2 separate regions of the Mus musculus genome follow, and region 1 is linked to region 2. The links are chromatin loops, found by intact Hi-C in ENCODE. Cell type or tissue: left cerebral cortex. All regions are shown on one strand. Links, peaks and the distances in the headings refer to the core of each region. The heading gives the core; the rest is flanking DNA. Region 1 holds the start of 8430419K02Rik (a long non-coding RNA gene). Region 2 has its middle 130 kb from the start of 4933406G16Rik.

The links. Hi-C counts contacts between places; a loop is a spot of excess contacts. Peaks named below come from ENCODE experiments on the same cell type or tissue, not always from the same donor. Only the 100,000 strongest peaks of a DNase experiment are listed, where the experiment ranks them.
Region 1: it touches region 2 in a loop (2.4-fold over the local background); 4 of 42 quality-filtered maps call a loop at or near these places.

The regions. Positions count from the first base shown.
Region 1 is chr11:18,867,903-18,884,506 of GRCm38, reverse strand. It overlaps 8430419K02Rik (a long non-coding RNA gene), which reads left to right and starts at 6,897. Exons shown (of 4, transcript XR_003949854.1): 1 at 6,897-12,505; 2 at 15,858-15,958. Meis1 (Meis homeobox 1) reads left to right here. Exons shown (of 12, transcript NM_010789.3): 11 at 31-120; 12 at 2,585-4,079. The coding sequence ends at 2,868. In left cerebral cortex, for the core only: a CTCF peak has its summit at 6,878 (motif pointing left); DNase peaks (open chromatin) are centred at 6,241, 6,725 and 7,173; H3K4me3 peaks cover 886 bases.
Region 2 is chr11:19,183,994-19,200,597 of GRCm38, reverse strand. No RefSeq gene overlaps it. Among named protein-coding and RNA genes, the nearest start is that of 4933406G16Rik, 130 kb to the right of the region's middle. In left cerebral cortex, for the core only: no CTCF peak of the experiment used is centred there; a DNase peak (open chromatin) is centred at 9,637.

The DNA.
Region 1 (16,604 bases), core at 5,349-7,848, 310 kb after region 2:
ATTAAGAAGTTGTGCTGTGTACTTTTGTAGTCAGCCAAGGGACACCTTATAACCCTGATGGACAGCCAATGGGAGGTTTTGTAATGGACGGTCAGCAGCACATGGGCATCAGAGCGCCAGGTAAGACTTTTTTTTTTTTTGGTATGGTACTTTTTCACGTTTAACTCCAGAAGTGTTACCCTCCCCAAGTCCCTGTCAGGGCAGGTAAAGAAGTCCACCCTCTGCTTTCTCCAGCTGCCTGCCTCGCCTTGCCTACCATCTGTGCATCTAAGACCTCAAAGGGGAAGCCAGGACCTTTATGTGTGCAATATCTTACTGCCTCTCAGCCACCTAGAACCTGTGGTTTTTTTAAAGGGTCTTTTGGCACTATCTGTTGACTTTGCTCATCTTCTGGCCTCTTCTTGGATTTTTATCTCCCTTCTAGGACCTATGAGTGGAATGGGCATGAATATGGGCATGGAGGGGCAGTGGCACTACATGTAACCTTCATCTAGTTAACCAATCGAAAGCCAGGGGGAAGTAAGTACAAACGGGGCCTTTGTCTTCACTTTGTCCTAGGAACATTCTCCTTCTGCGTCCTCTCATGTTCTCCTTGCCCATAGCTTCATGCTTCTTTCTTCCTTTCCATTAAAGCCTTATTTCTTGCTCCTTTCATTTTTTTTCTCTCGTTGGTTTTGATCAAGGTTTTAGGCTGATAAATTCTGTGTATGATATACATTTATCCTGTGTGTTGCTATTGTACAGTACTGACCACATGACAAAACAAGAAACAGTCAGGAGGTGGGGGAGTGGGTTGTCATAGCAACAGACTGATTTGCAAAATGTAAGCAGTCTGCAGCAGTGCAAGGAGAGGAAAGAGCATGTCCCCAAAGTGCCATAAATCTGTCTAACCGCAGTTGATGCATGAGTTACATTTCTACACTAACCTGCAAGACACCAAAAAGCCAAACAGAGAACTTCTTTTAGGTAAAATAAACACAGCTTTACTTAGGGTAAGTAAAGGCATATTTTGAGCTTCAGACAACTAAACTTTGATTTTTTTTTCCCTTAGTTTGTTCCTTTGTCTGTCCATCATAATGGGATTACGTGTGGCAATGGAAAAAGGGAGAATACAAAATAGAGGTGTGCACAGCAGGCTTCAGGGCTTAGCCCAGGCTAATTGACTATATCCAAATTAAGTATGCCATCACTTGCAGTGTGACAAATGGATTTGACTTATTCAGTATACAAAAATAGAGATCATTAATGCAATCTTCAGTGGCAGGCCTAGTGCAGTGAGCCTAGGAAAACTGTCCCAGATTCTCACTCTGTCATTTTCTCTCCTAAAAGGACACCCCAGAAATTTGAGTTCAAACAAGCAAAACTGTTTTGAACTCCAAAGCCCTAGTTCATTTCCTAAATTGCCCTTAACAGCATCTCTCTAGCGTTCCTTTTTGGAATTAAGAGCCATGATTTCAGAGTCTTGGATGTGCCCCTGATTATATTAACACACTATTTAAAATTCTTGCTGAGGCCAAGGGTAACACATGCTGGTCTTCTTCTGTGGGTGGGAGTCCAATATAAGTTTAACAATTCACTCTGAAAGCATTCCATTGAGCTTGGAAATCAACAGTCTTATTACCTCATCATGGAATTCTCTAGCTTAGTTAATTTAAATATTGTTTCTTAGTTTCTGGGTCAATTAAATTTAAATGATGTATTTTATGCTTCGTGACCAATTAAATTAATAGGTTATTACAAAAAATATTATCATCTTTTTTGATTAAAGAGCTGTGGGTACAGTATATTTTATAAGCAATTTTCATTAGTTTAAAAATGTTCCTTTAGGCTAGATTAAGCAGCCATTCATTGCCAGAGCCTGGAGACCTTATTCGAAGGTGTTCATCGCATTCACAGTGTGCTATTACTTAGAACTAAAGCCAATTGAACATACTTAGCAATGGCGTTCTGCCTTTCACCCTTGATGATGATGGAGCTTATGGCTCTCAGAAACAATACGCCCGTCACTTTCCATCAACTAGAGCAATCCATGCAGAAGACAAGAGGCCCCTCAAAGCAAGAGGAGTATTGTTTTAGGTCCAATTTTTCTTATTGTTCTCAAAATCATTGTAAGGTAGACAGAGTTCTGTGAAGCCTTTCTTCCCCTCCAGCTCTAAGAGGCCATGTGGAAGGAATTTATTGATAACTGTTTTGATCCCCCCCTCCAAAGGTACAGGATTTGCTAAGTAATCATTGTCACTGAGCTTGCCTTGTTCTGCTTCGTGTGAAATGTTTAGTGACCAGAGCTCTCGATAGAACAAAAATGCTTCTTTAAATCAGAAACCAATGTGTTTTTGTTTAAAACTAGACTTGGTAGGACTGGTCCAATGGCCCTGCAAGGGAAACAGTTCTGATTCCAGCTTGACATCCTTATCCTTTTATCTTCTTCCACATGAATCAAAATAATGTCTCACAAGGCCCCAGTCCCTTCCTTCATCACAATGTTCCCTGGCTTTCATAGGATTGCCATAGTCAGAACCACACTGTTGCCTTTCTGTAATTTTTTGTTTTTTTTTTTTTGTTTCTTTCTTTTGAATTTCTACAGGGCTGCAAAGTATGCCAGGGGAGTATGTAGCCCGGGGTGGCCCAATGGGTGTGAGTATGGGACAGCCGAGTTATACCCAAGCCCAGATGCCCCCCCATCCTGCTCAGCTGCGTCATGGGCCCCCCATGCATACGTACATTCCTGGACACCCTCACCACCCCGCAGTGATGATGCATGGAGGACAGCCCCACCCTGGAATGCCAATGTCAGCCTCAAGCCCCTCGGTTCTTAACACAGGAGACCCGACAATGAGTGCACAAGTCATGGACATTCACGCTCAGTAGCTTAAGGGAATATGCGTTGTCTACAATGGTGACTGATCTCGAATCAGGTCTTTTCCTGCAAGGACTATGGAGTTCCATTCTTGACATCTACTTTGGACCAAGGAGCATCCCTAGTTCTTCATAGGGACTCTTAAAATGCAGGAGAACCATCCGAAGTCAACTCGGGGGACATGCAAAAATAACTATATAAGACATTAAAAGAACAAAGAGTGAAATATTGTAAATGCTATTATACTGTTATCCATATTACGTTGTTTCTTATAGATTTTTTAAAAAAAATGTGAAATTTTTCCACACTATGTGTGTTGTTTCCATAGCTGTTCACTTCCTCCAGAAGCCTCCTTACATTAAAAAGCCTTACAGTTATCCTGCAAGGGACAGGAAGGTCTGATTTGCAGGATTTTTAGAGCATTAAAATAACTATCAGGCAGAAGAATCTTTCTTCTTGCCTAGGATTTCAGCCATGTGCGTGCGCTCTCTCTCTCTCTCTCTCTCTCTCTCTCTCTCTCTCTCTCTCTCTCTCTCTCTCTCTTCTCCTCCCTCTCCCTCTTTCTAGCCTGGGGCTTGAATTTGCATGTCTAATTCATTTACTCACCATATTTGAATTGGCCTGAACAGATGTAAATCGGGAAGGATGGGAAAAACTGCAGTCACCAACAATGATTAATCAGCTGTTGCAGGCAGTGTCTTAAGGAGACTGGTAGGAGGAGGCATGGAAACCCAAAGGCCGTGTGTGTTTAGAAGCCTAACTGTCACATCAAGCATCATCGTCCCCATGCAACAACAACCATCACCTTATACATCACTTCCTGTTTTATGCAGCTCAAAAAACATAGACTGAAGATTTATTTTTTAATATGTTGACTTTGTTTCTCAGCAAAGCATTGGTCATGTGTGTATTTTTCCATAGTCCCACCTTGGAGCATTTATGTAGACATTGTAAATAAATTTTGTGCAAAAAGGACTGGAAAGATGAACTGTATTATTGCATTTATTTTGTTTTTTTTTTTGTGAAAGTAGCAGATTAGTGCAAGGTGGCATGCATATAAGGTTAACTGAGTGGGGTACGCTAATTATACTTTTTGTTGTGGATAAAAAATGCTTGTCAATAGCCTTTTTCTATCAAGAAAACAAGGAGCTAATTATTAATAACAGTCATGGCACACTGTGTCCTATCTTAGCATTTAAAAGTATGCAAACTCCAGGTCCAGCTTCAGTCATTGAGTGCAGTCATGACGTCAGACTCCAGAATGAAAAGGTTATTTTTTGTCATTCTGACTTTACTGCTTACAAGATGTGTCCCTCAAACTTTTAATGATTAGTACAGCATTTTTAATGATAACAAACAATTAGCTCCCTGGGCCATATGTATTTGAAAATTGTAACCACTGAGTAAATTATTTAACAATAACTACTGGATTAAGATGACTTAACGAATTGGTAATACCAACAAAATTAAGGGTTAAAGTCACTAAGCTAGCTGTAGCCTCAGACTTCATTCAGTATTAGTCGCCTACATGATCAGTAAAATCCTGCTGTGACAGAGCTGAAGCCCACAGTCAGCCTTTTGCCAGGGATGTTATCTAGGGCCAGCAGTACATGTTTATTAAGAAATTAACTATATAAAATTGAAGAGACCAGACTTCAAAATCTAATTTTTATAAATATGCTCTATGTTCTCATTGGATAAAACTGGTTATTAACCAATTTTCCAGAACAGCTGTACAGAATTTCTGCATGGCAGCCAGCTAAATGGTTCAAAATAACATGTTTAAGCTGCAATAGCTTATAATTTCACTTAAATAAAATCGCTGCTCTAAAAAGTGCTTCATAAAGCTAAGGGAAATATCCAAATATTTTAATGAAGGCAAATTAATTTTTTAAGAAAACAGCCTTTTGGTTGCTTTGGGAACAAAGGATGAGTCAGAAGCCTTAAACTCTAGCCTGACATTCAGACCCTTGTCACCTTATAAACTGCCCACAGCAATCCTGTTTTCTATTTGGAAAGAGAAACCAGCTGTGGGTTGGCTCTACTCAGTAATGGTAATGGTGAGTCACTGCCTCACCTGCAGGAGCAGAGGTGTGCACTCTCACCTTTTGTTTATGGGGCCTTGTTTCTGACACGTGGGTGTGCAGAAGAGAGAGGGGGTGGGGGAGGGAGGGAGAAGAGAGAGAGAGAGAGAGAGAGAGAGAGAGAGAGAGAGAGAGAGAGAGAGAGAGAGAGAGAGAGAGAGAGAGAGAGAGAGAGAGAGAGAGAGAGAGAGAACGTGAGAGAGGTTGCAGCCTGGTCTCAGAGCTGTTGCCCACCTCGCCCTGCTCGCCCCCCCAAAGATGGGACTGTTTAACTTTCCTATTTTGGCCCCGAGACAATTCTACGACTGCATAAGAGTCCATATTAGTGAAATCATTTTCTTTGATGGGTGGTTAGTTGCAGTTAACAACCATTTATTTACTTTTAAAAATAATAATAAACTTTATAAACTAACCGTCCTTTTACTTCTGCCTCCCCAGTACAAGCCCGGTGAGTCAGCCTTTATTATCCTGGAGGCTCTAGCCTAGTTGGGGTAGGAGGGGGCGGGGTGGGGAGAAAGCCGGGGAGGGGGGAGGAGGGGGAAAGGAGAGGGTGGTGAAAAGAACAGGGGGAGAGGCTGGGGGTGGAGGGGAAGAGTGAGCGCAAGCAAAGGGGGGCTGGGGAATGTGGAGATTAAAAAGAATCATGATCATTAATGTCTAGGAATTAGAAAAAAATAAAGCAAGCTTTTGTGCCATGGTTTCCCCCCTCGGAGTGAGGATTGTGCGAGCCTTGCTCCTCAGGTCTCTCTGTTCCTGCCCCTGACACCCTCCCGTTTAATTCTGTTTTAGCTTTTCCTCTTGTAAATTTCAGAGCCAGCTTTGAGGTTATTGACGACACTTATCGGAAGGAGGAAAATAATAGAGGTGTGGAGAGTGGTTTTGATGTTTCTTAAAGGACAAAAACAAAACGCCCTCCCCTAAACAGGGCACACAATTATACAGGCTTCTTTTTTGGGGGTGGGGGTGGGGGGGTGGGGGGAGTCCGCTGGCTGAATGAGACTAGTATGACTAAGTTTCTTTTACAAAAAATTTAAAAATGTTACCCGATCATATTTAATCAAATGTAATTATAACACATTCAAAATGAATAATATGCCTTGGAAGTATTTTTATTGTTATTGTTCATTGCACGATGTTCGACTGCTTTAGAAGCACAGGAAAGAAGCAAACGCGCTACAAATGGGGAATTACCCTCGTTTAGCATTAAAATTCATTTAGATAAAATTGCCACAAACATTTAAATGGGAAGATTAGTTCCCCCTCACGCCTTATTGCACTCGCTCAATGGTTCCGTTAAGAACATTTTACACGTTGGAAATTCCGTCTTCTCAGACGGCTTGCTGTTTCCTAGTTACACACATTCAAAGCAAAGGCTGCAGCCACGGCAGCCGCAGCAGCGGCAGCAGGGGGAAAAAGTTTGGCAACTGGTCTGCAATTCATCCGCTGCGCCCCTAGTTTCCCTCCACCCTCCCCAGTTCCCCCCCATTAACAGCCCCCCCCCCCGACTTATGTGTTCGAAGAGCCCGGCCTCGAGGAGCCAAGGTTGGTTGTACAGTATTGACAATATTAAACTACAAAGAAATGGAAAGAAGCCGGTGGGTCCCTCTCTGCGTCTCCCGCTTTTGTACGAGGCTGAGGGTTGAGTGCAAATGTGCCGAGTCGCCCGCACCCCGACCCCAGGGCCGCCGGGCGCGCCGCCGTGGCCCGAGACGTCTCCAGGAAATTCGCCACTGCTCTCGCTAGCGCGGTGGTGGAAACGTGTTAAAGGCTCAGCTTGCAAAGTCCTGGCACCGTCCAGTCCCTCCTGGCCCTCTTCTCGCCCCACCCCTCCCCCCGCCGCTCCCCCCCCCCCCCAGCCCCTCACCCCTGTCCTTTCTTTTGAGCCGCAGGAAAAGAGGAAAGTCGTCTTCTACTGCCACCTTTTGGGGATTTGGAAAAACGACGCAGTAGGAGACCGGAGGGAGGCGGAGCGCGGCAGTGTGTTTTGAGGGGGCGGGGGGGAGGGGGGGGGAAGAAACCCCCTTATGATCATGCGTCGGAACTGGCGCCCTTAATCTGATGCTTAAATATTTGATGTGGAAAAATTACCCATAAAATTAGTTACTAACAATTTCAAATTGAAATCACTTATCGAATTATAAGCGCATTAAAGCTGTATGGATGGTATTAGGAGTTCCTTTGGAGGCTGTCTCCTCTCGGGGAACCCGGCCCACGAGTTTTACCGCGGGGAGAGGCGTGCTAGGTGGAGCCCTGGGGAGACCAAACGACAAGGACAGCAGTTGGGGTGCCGGGTCCTAGCGGGCCTAGAGAAGATGGATCTGGGTATGGGGATCGCATTCCGGGCAGAAGCGCATACTGAGTAACTCCAGGGACAAAGTCCGAACGTTGTGAAAGGGGAAAACTGCTCTTTTACGCTGGAATTCCGAGCCTTCAGTGATGCTTTCAGCTCCCCCTGTGTAGGCGGGAGGGGGGTGTTGGGGGTGGGCTGAGAGGAGTTTTGAGATGTCTCTAATGAGACCGCCGCGGCCGGCTCACCCAGCTCCAGCCGCGTCTCAGACTCCCTTTAGTTTCCCTCTGCACGACATCGGGGCTGGGGCTGGGGCTGGAGCTGGTACGTGGGCGGGTGGGTCTCAGTTGTGATCCCACACTACTCCGAGGTACTCGGGGTCTGCAGAAGAGTCCTATGCTTGCCCCCATCCCCACCTCCGCCATCTGAAAGTCAAAGTTAAGAAGAATTAACTGTCTCGGTAGCCTGGGTGTCCATGAGTTAGCGCAAAAGCATATTCAAAGACTTCTTCGGCTCACTCTGGGCTCCGTCAATTGGAACCCCTCAGAGTGGTTTGTAGTTGCCAGAATGCTTTCACAGGACTTTTCCAGACGGAGCCCCGGCTTCCGAATCCCAGGGCGCTCATGGGAGCATGTCGGTGAGAGCTTGGGCCCTGGAGGCTGCCTTGAACAGTCAGGCTGGGCAAGAGGGTGAGCTTCCAGAGTGTATAGCACTCCGGTAGAATGGAGAAGAATAGTGTCACAGTGTGTTGGGCAGAAGCTCCTTCAAGTTTCCTTAAAAGTCCTAGAAACTTCCCCCACTTTGGATCCCACAGGCCCTCGGCCCTTGGGAAGGCAGTTAAAGCAGAAATTGGTGATATAGGTTCTCAACGGGTGTTTGGACCGTAAGCAGGGAGGTGTGGGTTTGTGTGTGGGGCGCCCAGTTTGAGTCATCATTTTTCCTGGTCTCTTCTGTGCTACCCAGCACCCCCTGGCCCTTTGGCAAACCATACCATCAAGGGTAGACGCAGCATTAGAGGCTAAGAGCTCTCTGGTTGGGGGAAAAGATCTGGGCGGGAGAGTTGGGGGTCTTCCTGGGAGACTGAAGCCAAGAAATAATGGGAAGGGTAGGGTTCTCTTTCACATCGAACCAGCCTCCCGCCGCCCCCCCAAAAAGTTTAAAACATTCTCTTCCAAGGCGGAACTGAAAGAAAACACAAACAATATATTGGGCAATCCGCTAGACGTTTGCGTTGTAGAGTCTTTGCCCTAAAAATGATACCCTAGGGTTTTAATAGGGAGATGGGAGGCACTTTTAGGGGCTTGGTTTAGCTGGTGAAGAAGTAACTCCTGTGCTGCTCACGCGCTCAGTCCACCTCAGGGAATTCCGACTCTGAAACTCTGGATTTAGTTTTAATCCAGTCTTCCTTTGATCAACTGTATAATTCCTAGCCCTGACCACCTCTACCCCACACTGTGTTCATTAGGACCAGTGACTTTATTCTCTGGGAGGAAAACTACTCCCAGGTCCTAGCCCATTAGGAAAGCAGAGAGTAGAGTCACCTGCTTCATACACCTACGGGTCCTCTCCCCGGCGTCGTTTTTCTGGCTTGGCACCCTAGCTTCAGGCAGAGTGTACCGGAGAGTTCAGGATCCCACTGTCTGCTTTCTCTGGGTTGGAGACATGACTGAAAGACAGGATGGCCAACTCTCTGGCTCCCCTTCTCTCCTCCCTTTCTTGCTTTTCTGCCTAGGCCTCCCTCACACCTCAGCACTTTTCTCTTCCACCACCCTAAAAGTGACAGGTTCTCCGAATTCACCTGAAGACCCGAGGCTCTAACCTCTCCCAGTCCCCGCAGGCATTGGGGGTGGGGGTGGGGGTGAGCGGCGAGCGCCGAAATCGCTGCAAAACCCTTCTGCCAACCTCACCCACTTTTCTGGATTTGAGTAGGTGACTGCGCATAGAGATCCCCCTTGAAGACGTTGTTGAGCATGGTCTAGGCTTTCAAAGAGCCGGATTCCTCCCTTTCGGGAGATCGAGGGTCACTGATAACGTCACCTCTAAAAAACCTAGGAAGGCAGCAAAGACCCCAAGTAACCGGCTCCTACCACTGCTGCCTCCCGGCTCAGAGCAGAGACCAGACACTAGCAAAGTCCCTTTTCTGGCAGATCCGTGAGGCGCCACTGTGCCCCTGGAGACTCAGTTTCTTCTGGGGGGTGCGGGGAGGGAGGTGGGTGGGTGGTAAACAGCGTGTGCAAATCAAATCCGATTTTTGAGACGTGCATTTTCAGGTGTTCTAAAATGCGAATGGCAAGGTTTGTGTGCCCGTCTAGTGGGGGTGGACTAAGGGGAGGAGTCTCCCACTGCTTGCTTCAGTCTTTAATGTCTGAAATAACGAAATGTCTGTGTGGCAGCTGCTGCTAGAGCCAAAACTAACTCTTTGGAAGACGGAAAAGAGTGAAAGGCAAAGAAAGACTGTTCATTTTATTTTTTCCTTTGGTGCCTTTTGGGATGTCATCTGTTTCCTTGGCGACTGTGTTCAGCCCCCGGAGCCCCTGGGCTCCAGGATTGTTAGGGGGGGAAGCATGCTATTTCTGCACCGTCATTTATCACTGTCACAGCATAATGATTCCCCTTGCAGCCCCTTATTGATGTTTGTAATTGCATTATCTCATAAAGGAAGATGATCAATGAAACCAAGCCGTGCATTCTGGGGTCAGAGGAAGCCAAAGTACTGTTTGTCCCCTTTAATACAACAAGTACTCATTATCTTTAGGTCTGCATTCGAAAAATGATCTGATCTGGGGCTGACCCTGCCGGACATCCCAACACTTTCTAAAACGCGGTTTGTGTAACCTTTTGCTTAAATGCTAAATCAAGTACCTGTCTTGCATTTCAACGAAAGGAATGCTGAAAGAGAATGAGAAAAGCATCTCTTCCTTTTTTTCCCCCTCTCCGCCTGTATTTTGTTTTGTTTTTCCCCGGGGCGGGAGACGCATGATCTTCCCCAAGACCCGTGAGATTTTCCACTGTAACTCCTAAGAGCTGTACTGTAGGAAAGGCCCCATCAAAAAGGGATCTAATGAATGAGAGGAATTGGGAGTGAAGGGAAGCGAAGCCGCCAGAAGCTTCGAACAAGGTCGGTATAAAAAGTGCAGAATAAAACCACATCCGGTTTAATTAATAAGAGCAATAAACTGAAATAATTCCCCATGATTCTGTGCTTGCTTCTGCCTTTTACAGAGCTACAACTCTCCTCTTTAGATAAATGATGTGTGTGTCTGTTTGATTCTCAACAGTAACCAAATCAGTGGCATACTCTGTTTCCAAACCCACCTACAAACTTTAGCAAATAAAAAAGTTCATTTGTCCATTAAGGCAGTATTTAGTTGAGTAGCAATGTCCCACTAATACTGAATGGAGTACATGTAATCCCATGAAAATCAAGTCATCTCGTTGTACTGGAGTAAATAAAAAAAAATACAAAGGAGAAAAGATCCAAGTGTAATTTCAAACTAAATGCATTATTGGGCTGTCAGAGTGAAAACCTGATTGTTTGGGGTGGAAAGGAGAATATCAACTCAGCTCACATTTAACTTAAAGGTTCGAGGAAGGAGGTGTGAGCTCTAGATTTGGTTGTTCTTGTAATTTGTAGGAAGAGGAGAGGCTTAGACAACTCTAAATCGTTTAACGACAGAGTTAAGGGGAAAAAAGCTTATTCTTAAGCATTTCTATGCTGAAATGGAGTGCCCTCTCTTATGTTAATAAGATCACCAAAATAAATAAATAAATAACTAGGAAGGGAGGGAGGGAGAAAATAGGAAAAGAACAGAAAGAATAAATGTTTTCTTTTTTTTTTAAAGTGGTAAAACTCTAAATTAAGAAGTTAATGTTCTAAATGAAAAACCAAAATGGAAAACTTTCAGCATAGTTAACAAAAAGAATACTTAAAGTTTGTTTGAATAACCTGACACCTTGACATACAAGCTTACACTGAATGATCATAAAACAGAGAGATAAGATATCCCTTCGTGGAAAAAATATAACATTATTAAGCTAAAAAAGTTTTAATGTATTGTCCACCAAATTTTTCTTCCCAAGAAGAAACATTTATAAAATATTACCCAGAAATTGTCCAGGTACTTTGAAATGGGGTTCTGTGTTATTTATATATTCTGGCATTTTCCTGCCTTGAAAATGCTCACACTGAAATGGATGCGGAAGCCACACATATCTTTAGAATAAATTGTGCATTGTTAACATAAAATATTAAAGGAAAATAAACTTTGGGCTGTGGAGAGAGGATTTTTAGCACAAATACTTTGATTTTCAAAACACACAAGTGAAACCTCTTGGTTTTTAAACAATTGTTTCAAGGGTTTCTCTTTCTGGGTTGGGCATGTGGCATTATGCACATTTTCTATGTTTAATATTTAGTGTTATAGCTCACGGTTAAAATAATGAAAAATTAGTCTCGTTTCAGAAATTATTTATTTATGGACTGAACATGATTAAAACATAAACACACAAACTGCAGCTGCAACAGAAAAACCTTGATTTACGGTTATTAAATCTTTGGTGGCCGCGTTAATGTTTCTTTTTCTACCTTTCATTTGCATTTTAATCTATCGAATCTTTACAATTTTGCTGCTTCCTATTTCAATGATTGATTACAGATCTGATATAAGGGAGAGAGACACACAAAACAAGGTTAGCTTTTCTTCTTCCTTTCCGCGCTTTCTTTTTCTCCACCCCCCTCCCCCGCCCCCCCTTCCCCAGGCTGAATTTCGGAAACTTTCTCTCAATGCTAATGTAGACAGAACAAATTAATTCTGCTCTTTTAAATGTCAGGGGTATAAATAAAAAATGTTTTCTACCCCAAACGTGAATATTTTCCCAGACGATTTTCGAGTTCTAAAAGATCACCCCAGCAAAACGCAATTAACAAGGATGGACACATCACACCACACACACACACACACACACACACACACACACACACACACACACACACACACACACACACACACACACACAGAACCTGGATTAAAGAAAGGTGAGAAGTTCACCATCTTTTCAGTCTCTCTCTCTCTCTCTCTCTCTCTCTCTCTCTCTCTCTCTCTCTCTCTCTCTCTCTCTCTCTCTCTCTTTCTCTCTCCCTCTCTCTCTCCATGGGTTCTGTTTTTATCAGTGATCTAAGTCTCACACATAGGAACCTTGTTAGGTGGGGGGTTAGCTGTTTGAACCTGCTGCTGTCGAGGGACCTACAGTGTTGAGACAAAAGGGAAAGTCACGCAGGTTCGTCTCCTTTCTTTCCTCCCCATGCGGTAACTGTCCATTTGCCTCTAATCTCCCGCTCCCGCACCCTCCTCACAGGACACCCCAGCTCCGAGGGACGCTCGAAGTCCTTTCCTCCCGGTGCGCGTCACTTTTGGAGCTGCAGGGAGAACAAGTATGATTGTGCTTTGAAAAAGCGCCGGCGGGTCGGTGGCTCAGCTCCTTGCCCCCAGGGTGGAGGGCTCCTGGGGCTATTCGGGGCTCGGGCGAGGACTGGACTTGGCCTCACGCGCGGCGGCGAGTAGCTGCTAGGTCTGCGACCGAGAAACCAGCACGAGTTCCCAGGGAGCTCAGGTGTGAACGCAGCCAGCAGTCGAGGGGAACGCCCCTCCTATGCCCTGTGTCTCCCCCCCCCCCACCCCACTTCCCGCCCAAGCCTAGGTGCAGGACTAGGGGTGTCGCGGGTGCCGGGGAAGCGCGGTGTGGCGAGGTCCGATTTCCCAGGACTGCCCAGGCTGCCGGCGTTCGTGTCCACGCGTGGCGCACTGTGCCTGCGTGGAGCGCCAGCCAGAAAGTGGAAAGAGTGGGATCCCCAAGATCAGCCACCCCATACGGGAGAATTACTCTGGGCAAACTCCCCTTTTGCCTGGTACTGTATTTGCTCGCTGCGACCGAACTTGAGTGCATCCTTCCTCCCAGAGCCCCCATGGGTGGCTGCGACCCGGGGAGGGCGGGGATGTCTCCTTAATGGGACGCACAACGTAATTAAAATAAGAGAGGGGAAAAGAAAAGGATATTTGATCCGGCCTGGCCGACTCTTTGTGCTGAAGCAGATTAAGCAGCCGGGAATAGGAAAAACAGCAAGTCTTAGACAGGAAAAATTATTGTGTTCACGAAATATAAAAATGATCCGAGAGAGCTTCACCCTCAAGGGGTGAAGATAGATCCTTGTAAAAGAGTGAAAAGACAAGACTGGAAGATTTAAAGGGAAGGAAGCGACAGATTATTAAGAAAGTAATAGTAAGGTGTCCCACACAGTACAGTTTTATTGTTGGGTAGTAACTACCCGACTTATTTATTGCTGGGGCCATATAATAGAGGTAATGACCGCAAACTCAAGATAAATTCTTAGGCGCCCCGCCGGTCAATTCTTTTTTATTTAGGGGAGAGAGCCTGAAAGGTGAGCGTCGTCGCCTCCCCTCCTAGAAGATCCGTCTTGCTTTCTACTGCATTATAAGCATGACATGCAAATAAATAAACGCCGCCGGCTTTGCGTGGGGAGGCCTGCAGGATTTATTCTAGACGAAGGAGGAACATACACGGAATATGAATTTCCGCAGGAGCTTCGGAGTGATTCCTTCTCGCTTGCTTTCCGCCGCCCTCTGCTCTTGGTTTCCCTCCCTTCCCGTGGGAGCAGAGAGTCCCCAGATAAAAACATTAATATGTCATGTCTCAACTCCTTATTCCTTGACATATATGTCTGGGAGGAATAGGGGGTATTGCAGAATGCAAAGTGGGTCCCCAAAGCAGGATGCTTAGAGGGATTGAGTTTGACAAAAGAGAAGGTGGCTCGTAATTACAATGTACAGTGGAAGGAAATGGTATCAGGAGTATGCTGGTGTCATTTTGAAATATTCAAAATGGTCCGGAAGTTTGCAGTCCTGAATGTGGGGCAGGCCTTCATCAGCTGCATCTCTCTAAGGGAGTCTCCTGACTCTTTGGGACTTGCTCATCCTCCTTGGATTCTTTTCCCTGAATCCAGTCAAATACTCCTAAGGGAAGGCCTTAGCCGCTGAGCTCAGGTACCTCCTGCCTCGAGGTGCTTTTTCATCTGTTGTCCTTTAAAACAGGCTCCTTCCCAGGTGGTTTGGCTCCCACCGGTGCCTGTCAGGAACCAGGAAGAGCACCATCTTGCTTAGATGCAGTTAACAGTCCTCCGCTCCGCTCCTATTCTTTTTTCCTTCCTCATTTGGGGAGGGGTGTAATATTCAGACATATAGTGTTTCAACCTCGCAATAACCACCCACATTCAGAACTTACTTTGATCTATGTTTGGCCTGTGGGGATGAAAATATACCTGACAATGAATTGGGGGTGGAAAAAAAAACCCTCAGAGAAAATGTGTGTGTGGGGGGGCGGGGGGGGGAGGGGGGGAGGGGGCACTCCCTGGAGGTCCTAAGGAAGGTGCGCCCGAAGCAAGCTCAGCACCACAGACAACCTCAACCCTTAGCTGGAGGAGGAAAAGGGGACAGAGGGAGAGATGCAGGCAGCAGGCTGCTCCTGTAACTTTGTAGGCTGTGTAAGGGATGTTGTTCAGGGGCAGAAAGCTAGGACAGTTCTCTTTTACAGTATTGCAGTCATTCTAACACAACTTTACCTTTGAGTTCCCCTGATTTCCAAAAGCTCATAAATTATTATCTTCAGAGCCTTCAATATTTCTTTGCGTATTTTGTAAGTGGATTGCGGAGGCCATTTATGAAGCAAAATGACACAACTTTTAATCTTTTGAACATGAAAGTATATCCAGTCAAGTTTCCTTCTCAAAATAACGAAAAATAACAAAAAAAGAAATTAAGCTGATTACATGAAAAAGTAACAAGTGTTTTGCTCTCAGCCTGGCCAGTCGCCTGTTCACTTCAAAGGATGATAAACTAATGGTTTCCAGAGTTTACAAGTAATTAAGCTATTACTTGGGGGGGGGGTGATTTATGTAACAGCTCTATTCACAGAACTTTCTACAGAGGCTAGCCTGAGAAAAATCTTCAGAGACACAGATTTTAATAATTAACGATGAAAACTATTTTCATTTAAAAAACATTGGAAGAAGTAAGGTGATACAGGTTTTCTATGTCATACACGGAAGTCATTGGGGGAAGTAAGAGGAAAATGAAGATACAATAGTCTCTCTAAAATATCAGAAAGAGAGCTAAGCTTTTCAAAAGTTGGATTTTAAACCTTAATTCACATTAATTCATCTAAATGTCAGAGACATAAGATATATGTCTATACTTTTAGAATTCTAGAAAAGAAAAATAAAACTCCAAAGAATTTTATCCTTTATAGGTCTGCTTTTGGTATCTGGGTAACAAGAAACGAGTTTTACAAAATAAGTGAATTATTTGATCACACATTAAGATAAAGAGAATGTTTAAAAACTGTTTGAAAAAAATCACTGCAAGCCTGTTATTGTTAAAGTAATTAGGTTTCCACAAATTAAGAGCGAAACAATATTCACTTCAAAATAAGGACTTTAAAAAGAAATGGTATATTTTGTAAAGTTGAGTAAAATGTATGGCACTTTTACAGGTACTTGTAATATATCTAATAACTTATGATTTTACCTTTAATTCTGTGTGTTTGCCTTGCTGTGTAGACCAGGGTGGTCTGGAACTTGTGGCAATCCTGTCTTCTGTTTCCTGAAGGCAGGAATTATAGGTGCGCAATCCCACAGCTGGCACTATTTACTACTTTAAGGTAAGTTTCTATAACATTGTCCCAGCTCTGTTCTATGACACAGAAAAGGACTGATTCACATAAAAAAATTAAAAATAATAGTATATTTATGATGGGAGAAAATGATTTCAAAGAATAACAGCAAGATGTAAATATGAAACTATAAGAGAGTATACGTAAGGTCTTATTTGTAGTTAAAAAGTTGGAAAAATTAAAATGTGTGTTGATTCAGCATCCATACTGCTGATCACAAAAATCTTGAGTGGGTTCTACCAAACATAAGGGATTTGCACTTGTTTTAGCATAGCAACACATAAAAATGAAGAAAACAAGCCACAGAAAGAAAACAAACACATGAAACAAACAAGCAAACAAAGAACAGAGCTTTGCAGGTAAATTTCTTCTCAACTAACAATCTGGATTTTTGTGGATTATACATGTAAAATGTTCTGCATGACGCAGGGTCTCGATGGCTTTGTGGACTTTCCATAAATCATGACCATTTCCATGTCTCACAGGTCAGAGTGTCTGATTCAATGTGTGCTGTGATAATTTCCTTTGATTCTAATAGACTAACAGTTCATTATTGCAAAGCAGTGCCGAAGCATGGGCTATGGGATCTCAATTGTCTACCACCTTGCAGTAATTGCCTTCTGGACACAAGGCA
Region 2 (16,604 bases), core at 8,653-11,152:
AAGTGCTGCCCGCTCTTGGAATGGGTGCTTTCTGTAATGTATATTCTCCCTGGGAATACCTTCACATACCAGCCCAGAAGTATGTGGCTCCAAGCACCATCAAGTTGCCAGTGAATATTAACCACCACAGTAACTTACATGCAAATGGATTAAATGATATGTCTGGAATTCACATGGACATTAGGCAGACTCTGTGATCATATTTTCCTTTTCTGCCTTTGTATCCCTTTAGTGGCTAATTGAATAAATAGCTATTGATAGAGAGAATTTCTGTCCATCTAAAAGTTCTCCTACAGTGGCTCACAACTTTCCCAGTGCTACAACCCTTTAATACAGTTTCTCCTGTTGTGGTGATCCCAAAACAAAAATGTTACTTCACTGCTACTTCATAACTGTACTTTTGCCACTGTTGTGAATCTTAATGTAAATATATGATATGCAGGATCTGTGACAACCCCCTCCCCGCCCCCCACAGAAGTTGAGCCACAGTTTGAGAACTGATGCTCTACTGGACGATCCCCCTGCCACAATTATGTTGCATTTTTTTATTATTATATTTTGTTTTATTTAATATCGGCTTTTCTTTCTTGTGTTGGACATAGGTACATTTAGGAAATATTTACTAATATTGCAAAATCTGCTATTTGTTATAATAATGCCTAATGTCAGCATTACTAAAGTCAGCACGTGGGGCATGTTTCACAGTATTATAATTCTGTGTGGCTGACAAGAATGGTTTCTCTCTTGGAAAGTTCTAAACTCGAGAAATGTGGAATGGGACTCCAAAATATCCAGAATGGTGCTGAGAGTCTGTGAGACCATGGGAGAGGTGGTTTTGTTATTCTAGCAAACATTTCACAAAACTGAGTCTCCAAAGATAGAAATGAATTTATGAATAATACCCTAGTTTGAGCTTACAAATATCCATGGTAGAATAATCCCCACATGGTCAGCAACAAGCTCGAAGTATGTTGTGATAGAACACAGAACTGGGAAAAGATATGAACAAAAGACTCTTAAACCTGTGCAAACTGGCTGCAGACCCCACCTGAATCATGCTCTCTAACTAGGCCTAAATGTGCCAGTGGCATTTTACGGTTGTGGCTTCTGACCTGCTTTTAGAAGGAACATTTGCAGCCTCGAGGCTGAGGCTCAGCTCTCTAATCAATCAAGTACATGATGGGCAGTAGAAGGCTCTATCTCTTGGAGAATCTTCCTCTGAAGCATCCAAGGGAGAAGAAATGAATCATTGTGAACAGCCTGGATACAGAAAGAACATTCTTTAGTCTCCATTCAAGAGAATGTTTCTACTCAATGATAAGGTGATATTCTTTATCTATAAATAACAACAAAAAAGGTGAAACAAACCTGGATGTTTCTTTTTCTTTTCAGGGTTGTTTATTTGTTTGTTTGTTTTAAAGAAAGTGACCCCAGCTCAAGGCAACTTGTACTAACATGACTGACTGGTAAGGAATTCAAGCCATAAATCTAGCAATCTGCAAATGAACACAGTTTCTTACCAGATATATCCATCTTAGGCAAGTAACATAGGTTTCAGAGTCTCAGCTCCCCTGCAAAATGGAAATGACAACAGAGTAAATGCTTAGGATCTGGGCCAACAGCAAGCCACACTGTCATAACTCCCAGATCGACTAGCCCATCCTTATTCATAGGGCCCAGTGGATTTGGTTTCTCTATTCCAAAATCTTGCAACTTCCTGCAGTCTATTCACCTCAAAATAAGGATCTGACAGATGGACATCTGAAGAAGCTCAGCCTCAGAGGGTGCTTTGGACAGACGAGAAGACATGGTGACAGGTACTGGTGACTAGAAGACACACATGCTGACAGGTACTGATGAGGCACCCTTCCCACGTTAGAAGGAAGAACACAGGCCTGGATATGGTTCTGAAGGGGCCTGTGAAGAGGTTGGGCCAGAGAGTAGAATGTCTGTCAACTGGAGGCAGTTGATCTAGTTGTTTCTAGTAAAGCTCATAACTGCTTCCTCATCTCCCATGACCTACTGTGTGTCCTCGACATTCCTCGTCATGGAAGAGTATCCTGACACTAAGACAAGGTCAGTTCCCTTCCTTAAATTTAGCCCTCCGAGTATCCTGCTGCAATTCCTACACTGGAGAGTAGATACATTAATTTCATTTTAATGACTATAAAGTGACTATCAAGGCTGAGAAAAGAGATACAAAATGAGATGCCAGGACATTTCAAAATAAGTATTCCTTCAGCGTCCTTCCTTCGGTTACCTTTGCTCTACGGAGCCCTTTCTGATTCCTGAACGTTCAGAGATATTCCTACTTTATATGGACTCTACGTGCCTCAGTAAACGGGGGTGGGGGATGGGGAGGAGATAATCAGGGCCCCTTTCCTTCCCATCTGCCCCGCTCCTGAGAAAATCCTGACTAGGACCCTTGTAACAGATCATTCAAAAAAGCCAGCCATGACAGTACTTCCAAGAACTCCAGGGAGCAGCCTGGCCCCAGGAAGCTGGACCAAGCCTCTCCTTCAGCCACTCCCTGACAATCAGAAGGCTCCAAGGCAAATGAATCCATGCAGATACCCAGGATGCATCAGTGGTTCCACTCAAGTGATGTGCTCAGGCACCTCCAGGGTACATTAGTTGAAGTGGCTACAGCAGCTGGTGGCTCCTCTTCAGGCATAATTTATCTATTGCACTTTACTTAATGTGCAAAATTAAATTTATGCTGAATCCATGTGTATTACCTACTGTGCATGAGCAGCATGAAATACACCATAAAAGAAAATCAGCACGGAGCCATGCTCTTAATTGCTAATGGCTTTCAACACACTTCATTGTGGTCTAACCCAACTCAGGATCCATTCTACCTGAGAATCTTGCTCACATCAGGTCTGAAAGTGCTTATTCCAAGGACCTTTGGGAGAATGAAATGTCATGAGTACCTTTAAGTAAATTTTTCTAGAGTTCTTTATGTCACAAATTCTATACTTTTCCCTAACATGATCTGTACATTTTTGTCTGTCTGATTGTTTGTTTATACAAAGGACATAAGTTTCATAAGGAGCGATAAGAATCAGTGAGAAATATTCTTTAAGTATAAAATAATCCAGGAGTCAGTCCCATTTCTGTTATCTCTGTAGTTCTGGTTTCATGCATGAAAATGTTGGAATTAGGATGACTGGTTTCTCCCCTTACCTAGAAGAAAAATCTGTGTAACCAACTGAAATAAAAAACAAAAGCAAACAAACAAACAAAAAAACTTCACAAATGAATCTCCCAAAAGAGCTTTAGGAAATCTGGTCAATAGGCCCTTTCTCACAGTCTAAACTGGCACAGAGAAGAAATTAATTCAAGTTTGGAACCTGATTCCAAACAAAGAATATGTTTGAGGAATGAGGCGGGCGGGGGGGGGAGGGGGAGAGACAGAGACAGACAGACAGACAGACAGACAGACAGACAGAGAGACAGAGAGATAGAGACAGAGAGATAGAGAGGTAGAGAGAGAGAGAAAGGACATGAACAATGGAAGAACTTAAACACAATTATGTGTCTGCCAACAGTAATTATTCAAGTGTTTTCCATGTTCCTTATAATACTGAAGTATGCTTTGTACAACTACAGAGAACATTTTTTTTTATGAAAAAGAAGTTAGTTGGCCTGAAATTTATATTTATGTTGGAGGGCGCCCATTTGCAGGAATGTCATAGTTTTCTCTTTAAAATAATTTGTAATTATCCTTGCTTAGAGGAGAGAAGAAAACTAAGGAAACCAGTGACCACATTTCTTTTTAGATGTCATTACTATGTAGTTTTAGGGGGAAAGATTAGTTTAAGAACTTAGAAAATATATCAGCTTTTGAAAAATAGGATTTTTACAACAAGGAAAAATTTGTTATGAAGAAGTAGGGTGGTAATTTTGTTTCTTATTTGTTTAAAATTGAAAAATCAAGACATTATTCTTGGAGGATAAAAACCTGACATTTAAAATGTTTTGTTCATTCTAGTGCTTCTGAATTTTATGTAACTTGTGGCTGAAAAACTGTAGTGTAGATATAAATTCTGGCTTTCACACATAGATACATACACACATGTGCATACAGATGCCCCTTTTGCTCTGCTCTTAAATTATAATGACTTGAATAAATATCCATGGAGAAATGTATTACTTCTAGCTTTGAACGCATTCTGTTGCTTTACTGACTTGTGGTAATAAATATGCTTCTACAGGCCAGATTCACAGGAGCATTGGATCAGTCCCTCCTGAGAAGGTGCGTTATGTCACACTCCACTCAGTAGGCTATGAATTGAGCAATTAGCACACACAACCCTCAAAGCTGAGAAAGGCCATCTTATCAGAAACCCAGTGACAGGCATTATACAAGGGAACAGTAGAGTTGACCAGTGCACACACAGTCTAGTATGTGCACATACAGATGCACACACGGTCTAGTATGTGCACATACAGTTACATATGCACATACAGATGCACACACGGTCTAGTATGTGCAGTCTACTACAAGGCTGTGGTGGTCTGAATGTGCAAAGCCCATCACAGGCTTATAAACTAAACACTTGCTCTGTGTTCAGCTAGAGGGTGAGGTCTACTCAGAGGCTTTGTTCTGAGGGTCCAGATCTGAAGAGACCCCCATTCTATGTTCCATTCTTCCCTGCTTCCAGGCTGTGGTGAGGGGCATGGCCTCCTTCACCATTCCAGCCTATAGGAGTCACACATCCTTAGAATGAACCGTATAAATGGTGAGCCAAGAGAGACTCTTCCTACTCTTTCAGCTATTGCTCTTAAGTATTAATTAGCACGACATGAAAATAACTAGCAGGGTGGCAAATCACAGGAGTTTAAGATTGGCTGTGAGGGTGTTGAGTTCTAGCAGGCTTTAAGAGATATGGAGGCTATGATGAATTTGACCTTTGTCTTGGGAAGTGAAGGTGTGGTGCTGAGGGGAAGGAGGGACACCGCAGGCAGCGGTCTAAACAAAAGATGACCTAGATTAGTAAGGGAAGGCCACGTCCAGGCTGTCGAGTTCTTAAAACATAGCCTTCGTTTCTAGCCCAGGCTTCTCCAGCCCGACTTGCAGAGGTGTTTTAAGCATGCATGCACACTCACCTCCTGTCCCTCTGTAGCCACAAAGTTCATTTTCATCACCATGGATTTGCTCTGCCCAGGAAGAAAAACTTCCCGCCCTCCTCCACAATGAGGAGAAGGCTTGAGCTCACATCTTAACCTTCCCTTCCTGTTTTATATATGGCTTAGCTACAAACATGGCCACAGAGAAGCAGACATTGTCTAGTTCATTTCAAAGTGGCAAATGTATGGTTTTAGCAGGTATCTTTTGGAAATGTATTTTTCCACAGGATCACTTCCTTTTCCCCAAGCAGGAAGGCCCTCCCACTCCCTGCCCTTGCCCTGGCCCTACCCTTCCTCTTGTTCCTTTCTCTCCCTCTTCCCTTCCCTCTCTTTCAACTTCTCTCTGCTCCTTTCTTCCTCTCTCTCCTCCCCTTCCTTCTTTCTCCCTTTATTTTGAGCCACAAAATAAAGCTACAAGATACTTTCATATTTAATATTTGTATGACACAGATTTTAAAAATCAAATATTAGCTGGGTGTGGTGGCGCACACCTTTAATTCCAGTACTCAGGAGGCAGAGGCAGGCGGATTTCTGAGTTCGAGGCCAGCCTGGTCTACAAAGGGAGTTCCAGGACAGCCAGGGCTGTAACAGAGAAACCCTGTCTTGCAAAACAAAACAAACAAACAAAAAAAATCAAATATCATTGTCTTAAAACCCTAATTGCTCCGTGTTCTGTCCTTTCCTCTCTGCACTCCTCTGGGGGCCCAGGCTTGAGATTCCCATCTCTTTCAACACCAAGGCTTTGTCAAGGCAGCTATCAGTAGCCTCTGAGTCTCTTTTGGAGATAGAACCCTGATACTCATTCCCACAATGAGGTTATCTGCTATCTGCCAGGGTTGTTTTCCTGAATGGTATCTGATGAGACTCTCTTGCAGTAAGGAGCCCAGGGGTGGGGGTGGGGGTGGGGGTGGGATTGTGGGTAATTCATTAACTGTTGCTCTGCTTTCCATCACTCAACCTGGCCAAGATAGTATGTGATGCAGACAGTTTTTAAGTGTCAACAGAGACTGTGGGAGCTGGGTCTCTGTTTAGAGAAGTCACATTTACATTTTCTAACCTATCACTATCCCACAGGGCCCCACTGATTTCCGTTATATTGTCCTGCCCCATGCTAGAATCCAATGAGGCCCAGTGCATTCACATCCATTTCTTCTTTGTGGTTTATTCCAGATGCGTTATTCAAGTGAAAAGCCAAAGAAACAAACGTCCTTGGAATCTGGCCACCTCTGTGGATTTCTGACCCTGTGCTCAAATCTCTAATCTCCAAATTCTGAAGTAGCTTTGGAAGCTGGAAACAATACTATGTCGCTAGCTCTGAAGGAGACCACTCAGTGTCCCTACATAACAAAAGGAAGAGACTGCACCGACAAGCATTATTCTCATATTTTCCGTTCACATGGATAATTCCTGTCCCTTTATAAAATTAAGAATTACAACCTATTTCCCTTCAGATTTATGAACATCATGTGCCCAAATGTCTTCAGTTAAGATTTGACATGTTCCAAGATCCACTCAGCTAAAGTCACTTTGTCCTCAGTAAACAGTAAGGAAATTTTTAGCAGGTATCCAGGTCACCATCCTTCTACATCTAGCCTGAACTGGACTCCCACAGGCATCAGTCATTTTCCTTGACACTAGCCATGAGGCCCATCTTTTGACCTTCCCACACAGGACCTATCTGGAGGTCAGCAAGTGCATTCCTGTCTCAACCCTTCATAGAAAATCACTGCAGGCCCTTTCATCAAGTTAATTATAGGACCAAGAGTCTGAGGGGGTGGGGCAAGGCACCAGTTTACCCCCTACCCCCTACACACACACACACACACACACACACACACACACACCCCTCCCAGCTTTCTGGCATTCTCACATTTAAATCATCCCAGACAAATGAATAGCTAGCTCATTTTAAAAGACCTCTAGACGGGGGAGATTCCACAAGCTCACCCAGTCATTCACTCTGATGTTTAACAATCTCTGTTGAGAAATCGCTCCCCCTTTATCTCTGGTTGAAATCTCACTCACGTTGCACTCTAAGATGGTGTCATCTTGTTCTGTGTGGCACGCCTTCACAGTTAGGGCATCTTCAACTTCTCCTCTCCAAGGTAAGCAGTCCCAGCTCTCCACATAAGTCTTATTTTCTAACTTGTAATTATCTCTGCAACTTTGCACTGAATGTTGACCCAGGAGTTTCTGAAGGCATTGGTAATTATTTATACTATTGAACCAGCATTCCAAAGCTCTTTGCTCTCAGGTCCCTCTTTTAGATTCTTAAGAGTGAAGGAGCCCTAAAGGCATTCTGTTTGTTCGTTATATCTACAGATGCTACTAAGAATCAGTGGTGACAATATGCTGTCGACTCCAACAGCACCAGGATACACGTGGATCCTGCATGCACATGGCATCCTGACACCTTCCTTGTGTGCTCGTAAAAGAAAAGAAATAAGAAGACAAACGCTGTGCTCCTTGTACCAGCCAAGAGTCAAAGACTTTGAAGACTTCCTGTGTAGACTTGGTGATCCTCATAAAACTAAGGACTACACATTGAAATCTGTTGATTTGGGGGAGCATGGTTTTATTCTTGGAGTATATTAGTTTCTACAGACAGTTACCTTACTATAGTGTAGCCAAGATGAAATCACACCACTCTGAAGCAAGATGAAAATGCTGTTGACAAATTGTTTTTCAGTCAATCTTAGAAAAATAAGACAGACTAATTTGAGAATAATAAACTGATTTTTTCTTTTTTTCCATGATAATGCATGGAAGAAGAGGAAGTTATTGATGCAGGACTTCAGATGTGCATTCTCAATCACACACAAAGTCATCTCATTGATATGGGTACAAACAAGTTGTTTGTTGTGTAAAACTAGAAATAAAAAGCTGTAAATGACAAAGCCCCTTCAACACCTTGCTTTGTCCTGTTCCTTTGCACAGTGATCCAGGCAGGCCCCATGAGTGTCAGGTGCACCTGGGAAGGAGTGCTCCAATAGGAGTCATTCTTCTGGATCATTTGGAATCATCTCCATGGAAGAAGAAAGAGGAAACACAAGACAAAGACAAAACAATACTATCATGTGAGAGACCCAACACCAAGAATTCAGGCTTAAGGTAGTTACCTTTACTATGAGGGAATTCTTTCCAAGTAAACATTTATCTGGGCTGGGCACAAGGTACACATCTTTAACCTCTGAGCTCAAGAGGCAGAGGCAAGCAGAGCTCTGTGAATTCCACGCTGGTGAGGGATGCATTTTTTTAAAAATCCCATATTAGTATTCTTTTTTTTTTTAAGATTTATTTATTATTATATCTAAGTACACTGTAGCTGTTTTCAGACACACCAGAAGAGGGCATCAGATCTTTTTACGGATGGTTGTGAGCCACCATGTGGTTGCTGGGATTTGAACTCATGACCTTTGGAAGAGCAGTAAGTGCTCTTATTTTCAAGTTACTCCATATATTAAGCCATCTACTTTTTCCTTTATTGAAGTAAGTTTATGCTTTGATTACATTTTTTAAAAAGGCTAGCATAAACTTTATTTTATATCAGTTTTATTTTATAGCTCTAATTTGTTATTTAGTATCTAGAACACAAGAAAAATATCAATGTACTTTATTAGGAATTTTCTGGTACATATATATGTGTGTGTGTGTGTGTGTGTGTGTATATATATATAACCTTTAGTAATCTCTCTCTCTTCCTCTCTCTCTCTCTCTCTCTCTCTCTCTCTCTCTCTATATATATATATATATATATATATATATATATATACACACACACACACACACGTATACATCAAAATGTAGAGGAAATACTTCTTCAAAGGCTTATTTTTTGGGCTGGGTAAATAGTTCAATCAGTAAATGGCTTGACTTGCAAGAACCCGCATATCACTTTAGTCCCTAGAACTCTCTTAAGATACTAGGTAGCCTGCAAGCTTAGCATTTCAGCTTTGGGAAAGTAGAGACAGGATAATACCCGCCACTTCCTGGTAAGCTGGTCACTTCTAAGTGAGCTCCATGCCAGTGAGAGAGCCTATCTTGAAAGAGGTGAATGGCATTTCTGAGGATGACACCCGAGGTTTACATGCCTCTCACACTCATACACACACACACACACACACACACACACACACAGACACACTGGAGTACGCACACATGAATGCACACACTTGTACACATATCCATATGCATGTGTGCACATGTGTACACACAGACACGAACATGCACATACATATACACATGAATAAAAACAAATTAAGATAAATACATAAGCTCATTTTGTAAATGAACAAGGGACTTGAATAGATACTTCCCTCAAAAAAGAGAACCTATAGATGTCAGCAGTGCATGCAAAAGTGTTGGATGTTATTACTCACTGGGGAAATGCAGATTGCCTACTGAGATGGCTAAAGGAGAAACACAGATGATACCGAATGCAAACAATCGGGTCTTTCACACACTCTAGTAGCAAAGCCACTCTGAAAAGCAGTTCAATTGTATCTTTGTGTATTTCTCCCAAGAAGATGAAAGCTTTTGTTTATACAGAAGCCTTTACAAAGATGCTCACATCAACAGTTCTTGTAATAGCAAAAGACTGCTTGCAACACACAGGTCCTCTGATGATCAACATAATTTTACAGTGGGATGCTACCCAGAAGTAAAAAGGGCTAAATTGTTGAGGTAAGCTTGGGTAAATCTCAAGAGCTTTGTACTTAGCAGATCTGTCTCCAGGGGTTATGAACTGTGTAATTCTGTCCATATAACATTCTCAACATGGTACAATTACATGATGGAGAACAGATCAGCCTGGGATTGGATGAGGAGTGTTAATGAGGAGTAACTATGGGGACTTCTTTAGAGGGGTCAATCCCCTTTCTGAAAAAACCTTTGCATATAAAGACAGTGGCTGACAAAGATCTAAAATCTCTTGGAGGGAAGGGGTGGAGCCAAACATTGATCCCAGAGACTTCCCAAGAGACAGTGCCTGCTTTTCACAGTAGCTTTCATGATAGTTTCACAGAGTGCAGCCTCTCGCCGAATTGAGAGAGTCATATACGTGTACGCCATTATTCAGTAAGTTTAACCATCACTAGGGTAGTTACAATGAGATGCAGATGAAGAATTCCCAGGCTCCTCAGCCATCACTATATGGCACTTCCTTTGTAACACCTCTCAACTGGACTCCAGGTGGAGACGTGAAGGGAGAAAGAACACTGTTCAGAACAACTATCATTGCACAAGCCCACCTAGCCTAGACTTTTCTCACTGAGCCCTCACATGGGACCAGAGACTGCCTTACTCTACAAAGGAGCACACAGGTACAGTATTTTATGGTTCATTTTTTTATTGCTCTTGCATTTAAAAGTCATGCACCTCCTTTTTCAATATAAGCACACAACCCCTCTGCCAGATGTAAGTCACACGGTGTTTTATCTTGGTATTTCAATGCATGGTGAGATTTCCTCCTGTCATTGCCACATCCACCTTAATGTCCAGACAAACAGCTCCCAGAGATCTGGGTGGCCGCCAAGAAAGGGTGCATTCTCTTGTCTATTTAAAGTGCCCTTGTTATTCAAAAAGATTACATTCTATTAATAACAGATGCCTGGAATCTTCCTTCTGCAATATACTGTAATTAACAATGCAAATGTGAAATAAAATCTCATTATTTATCAGATAGACGTGAGCAGGTGATTATGTACTTAGAGGTCTAAAATGCATAATGAAAATGCACATAGCTAATTGTTTCTTAAGGCATATCCCCCTGGGCTCCAGAAAAGTTAAATATAAAGCTTGCCTGCCTCTCTCTTATTCTCTAATCTAGTGCTATGCATAGTCCCTCTTTTTCCCATTCCACTGATGCTTATCTTCAATAAGGTAAAATTTCTAGCATCAGGGCCAACTGAGGAAAGGTGTTAGAGACCATATACAAGTGATATATTTCTGTTTTTCCAAAATGCTTGTATAACTCAAGGAAATGAGACAGACCAGTTTTATTAACCATTTTGAAAAATTCTGTTTGAAGGGAAAGCACTCCTGGATGGAGCACTTGTATATCAAATTTCAAATGTAAGTAAGCTTTTATAGCCAAGCTGTAAAAATCGTCATTTACTATACAAATACTGCCAAATTTTTAACCATAACTTTGCTAAAGAGAGACTATTATAACCTACACAGATCATTGTCATGTAATATATTTACCGCAAGAAAGGTTGCTGCCTCTCAGGCTGGGCAAGTTGTTCCCTCAACTGAGGCTATGTCCTGTACAGAAAGCCTAACACATGGTCAGCCAAGGCAGATGGCTCTCTATGATGGCTGTTTTCTGTCACCTTGACAGAGCTGACGTCATTTGGGAAGAGAGAACCTCCACTTGGAAAATGTGCTCACCAGATCAGCCTGTGGGCAAGCTTGTGGTGCATTGTCTTGATTGGTGATGGATGTGGGAAGACCTAGCTCACTGAGGGCTGTGTGATCCTTGGGCTGTAAGAAAGCAGGTTGAGCAAGTCATGGAAGCAAGGCAGAGTTCCATTATGGCCTTCCCATCAGCTCCTGTCTCTTGGGTCCTGCCCTATTGGTGCACCTGTCCTGACATCCCTCAGTGACAGACTGTGACGTGCAAATGTGAGGCAGAGTGAGCCTTTTCTTCCTCTAGCTGCTCTTGATCACTGTGATCTCTCACAGCCATTGGAACCCTAATAAAACATGTTAGCATGGCAAAATGGCACACTCTGGGAATAAATTTATCAGGGGCCAGCTCCCCTTTCAATATTCTTTACCAAAAATACATAAAGATGCATTTCTCCCAGGATCCTGTATTACTCCCCTAGATGAGGCTCCTCTGTCTGATAGTGCTCTCAGTCTAAATCCTCAGATAAGAAGCCTCTCTCAGTTTTTCAACTTTGCAAATGCCCCAAATAAAGGAAGGGCATCTGCCTATGTCAGCCTGCGCACAGAGCTGATTGTCCTGGGGACCGGTGGCTGGTAAGACAGAATACCTTCCTCAGGCATTCCTGAAGCATCAGCAACACAGGAGTTGCAGCCCAGCCTCCTGCCTCAGTCTCTTGGTGCTCTGACCAAATTGGGGGGGGGGGTCTTGTCAAGGAAGAGATAAAATAGAGACAAACTCTTCTAAAAGCAGACAGTTCTATGCCAAAAACATGAAAGGCCTTTGAAGGTAGCCACATCTATAAGTTTGTGTGGCAAACCAAGAATCAGTAACACAGGAAAACACATCAAAGTCAGGTCAATGGAGAGATGTGTGGCCATTGTAATTGTGTTAGAAGCTATTTGGAGAAATACCTAGTTTACTTAATTTGAAGAATGCAGACCTAGATTGTGTTCTAGGCATCTGATAGTCTAGAGATTATTTTGCGACCAAGAAGTGTGAACACACTCATAGGGTTATGTGTTATTATTGTCACTTTGAAAGTCCTCAAAAGCAAGCATTTTGTCTTCAGTGACTGATACAATTTTGAGTTTACAAATGTCCTTAAGGGTATTTATCTTTTAACACTTATAAAACATGTCTGCCTTGTCAAAACTCAAGGGGGTTGGTGCGGGTAAGAAGGATGCCATAGACCCAAGGAGAGAACTGAATACTGTTGTTTAGCTAAATTGACATAGAGTCAAACTCCCCTCAAAACTGTCTTCTAAATATCTGTTTATACCTATAGCCAAAATGAGACTCTCAGCCCAAACCAGAGATCTCTCTCTCTCTCTCTCTCCAGTGAATGGTGGCTAATGAGACACGTGTGCCTATCTGAGAGGTTGAAAACAAGTGAGAGATGAACACTCAGCTCTAAATAAGACTTTTAAAGATGTCTCCTCTAAGGGACATCAGAGCAGATAACAAGAAGAAAAGCTGAGAAATGCCACCCTCTGGACAAGACACTGATCCACTAACTGCCATTCTAGTCACAACCTACACTATATACACTGAGTCCATACAAAGGTGAGCCCATCGACAGCCATGAGTGGAGGAAAGAGAGGCTCAGTACCTTGCTGCTGAATTGCTTGCTACTGATAAATTCAGGGAGAGGGAGAGCTAGTCAATATTTGCAGTTGTGTGCCCACTGGTCACCCATCAGGTTCCAATGGTGAATTCTGATCCAATGTTTCTACAAATGGCCCAGATTTAAACAAATGGGTCACAAAAATTAATACTAACATTAAATAAATATATGTTTAGGGACAACACACACACACACACACACACACACACACACACACTCCACATAATAAAAATGAGTCTTCAAAAATTCAACAAGAAAACAGGACGACCTGAGGTGCTCACTTTATTGTGACTCAGGTCACCTGTTCTGCTTGCAGTTTGCCCTGTGATGCAGGCAGAGGCAATGAGAACCACAGACCACTGTTCCACTGTCATGATGAGGCCATGGCTACACTCACCATCTTACTCCATCCTGAAGGTAGCAAGAACCAGCTCACCTGCAGCAGCAGCAAGATGTGCAAATGACATCTGGCCTCCTCTGGCCCCATGAACTAGGCCCTCAAGATCTAAGAAGCAGCAAGATGCCCTAAGGCACACCTGTGGGCACAGCTTCTCTCTCCTGGCCATGCAGTAGCATTCTTACTGCTTGCCTTGGGCACAAAACCTAGTTACCACAGGATTCAAGCACTGTCCTCCAAGAGAGAGTTCAAGAGCAGCTCATGTGTTTCCCACCCCAAAAAAGCAAGTCAGGCCAAGCCTCTGCTAGGATCAGTTGAGAATGAGCAAGCTGAGGTGGCATTCTGGAGGACTTTGTCATGGCTGCTGGGCTACTTCACTTTGCCTCTAATCACAGCAGCTCCCATTGGTGTCCCTGTCCTGATACATAGGGTCCTATGCCTGAGCCAGAACATTCTCAGGCAACCTCCAGGCTCTACCTGGCCCCACCCCAGTACACCCAGGGATTTGCAAGTTCACCTATCCTTCCCCTGCTTGGATGGCACTCATGGGTGGTCTTTGATGGCCAAATGTCCCCCATTCTCAGAATTTTTCATCTTCTACCTAATTCTTTGCTCCCCTTGATTTTGTGGAGAGAGGCGTGCCAGGGATCCAGTCAGATGCCTGAAGGACACAAGGAGACATTGGATGCATATGCCTATTTTTAAACTAGATTTTTAAAAGCCCACCTCAGAACTGCCCTTTAGTTGTTTCTGGACCTGGGCATTTAGCCTCCCAGCCTTGTTTTAGTGGGACACTGTCGCACCCACCTCGGCCGGCAAGGAAGACACAACACGGTTGGATTCTTCTCAACAGCCTTTACTGCAGGAATGCCTCGATGCTGCTACGGGGACTCTGGGAACCCAGGGAGGTCTGCTTATATACTCTCAGCCCCCCATCCACTCACGGCAGGCCACGCCACCTCATCAGGCATGTAGCTTCAGCCAATCAGGGCAGCAGGGGGATGTCTCCACCAAATATGGACTTTTTTACACCGCCAGCATCATGGTGCACCTGCAGCTCTCACGATGGTTGTGGCTTATTTTCAGGTGTATGAGGAAGTCAGGTGCAAGTCATAAGACTTAGCTGCAGTCCCGGGCGCCATCTTGGGACTGCTGCCACACCTGCTCCTCACAGGACACTCTGCCTCTTGCCAATTTATCCCAGTTCCAGATTATAGCATTCCTTGGACCATATCTAGCAGTCTTTAGATCCTGATTCCTCAGTGTTCCGCTTAGTGGCACTGACATTAACTAAGATAATCCCCCGTGCCAGGGCACTCTGGAGTGACCTTCCCTTTCACTGTGTCATGATTGTTACTTTGGATAATGTTGAGGTGCCCTCCACTTTTTAGTTCCTGTATTCTAAACATTGGTAGAAGTAAGCACTATGATACAAAAAGTAACTCTTTAAAATCCACCATTAGGAAAATATAAGGGAATTTCTGTAATTATTGTAGTTGCTCTCCATTACTCTCTCAGATTGAGACACTGGAGGAAAGTAACAACAGGAACACCCTAGCATTTTCCTAGTTCTCTCCTAAGGATGTGTTTGCATGCCAAGCCACCATTCTTAACTTCTCCATGTTCTGGAGATTATCATCAGCTTGGGTGGAGCCTGTGATCCAGTGTCTGGCTCTTTCTTAACACAGGTTCAATGTCTGCAAGCCCCACTGTCGGCAAGCCCCAGCCTCACACTCAGAGGTAACTTCAGTCTGACTTGGATCAAATGACCTTTTCAATTGTTACTAATTGGAGAGGGAACAAAATCTCTTTCTAAATGAAACACATTTATGCACTCACACAGACACACAGACACAGATACACACACACAGAAAGACATACACAAGCAGACAAATTCAGACACACAGACACTCTTGTGCACACAGACACACAGAGTCTCACCCCCACAACCCATGCACCCAGACACATACACAGATCTTACACACATAGACACACACAGATACACACAGACCCACACATACAAGTATACACATAAATGCAAACAGACACACACAGACATGCACAGACACAGACAGAGAGATCTCCACAGAGACACATACTGACCATATACACATGTGCACACAGACATATGCAGACACACACATACCCAACAGAGAGATACATAAATACATGTGTGTGCACACACAAACAAACACAGATACAAACACATGCACAGAAGGAGAGACACACACACACACATGCACACAGACACACAGAGACCACACACACATGTATATACACACAGAGAGATACGTACACATAGATACACATGTGCACAGAGAGACACACATGGGTACTCAGACACACATAAAGGCCATATACATAGATACAACAGACACATACACATAGACATACATGCATACACACACACACATACATATACTACTATATAAGTTGTAAACTGATGGAAACACTCTATGTGTCTATTTTCCAGGTGGGAAACATTTAAAAAACAGATTTTTATAATAAAGAATTTGAAGTCTTGATTCCTATGCAAGAAACAAATCAAGACTCTGGCAATTTAGAAATCTAGGCATTTTGTAGGCTGGAGAAATGTGGCTAGGAATTATCAGTCTAAAGTACTTAATATGTTTAATAATGTTGTAGACTTTTTAAAAACATTGGTTTCATAGAAGACATCTTGCCAATCTCGCACATCTGCCTCCATTGCCTACAGATGCAGTTCCCCACCTTGAAAATCAAAACCAGGTTCCTCCAAGGATCTGAGGGTAAATTTTCCTCAGAGTGTATGGTTTGTGATTAAAATTTTCTCAAAGACCTGGGATATTCCATTCTTTTATATTTTCAAGTAAAGTGTTAAGGCTTCTTGAACCTTCACATGATCTAACATGTCTATGATCTAACACCCCCAGACCATAAGACCTAGCAGACAAACTTGAATAAAAATAAAATGCTATTTACATAAAAACCAATGGAGTAGAACTCCAGATTTAAGAGGAAACCACAGAGTAGAGAGGTTTGCTATTGGAGAGATCAATGTCTGCTCAAACTCTGAC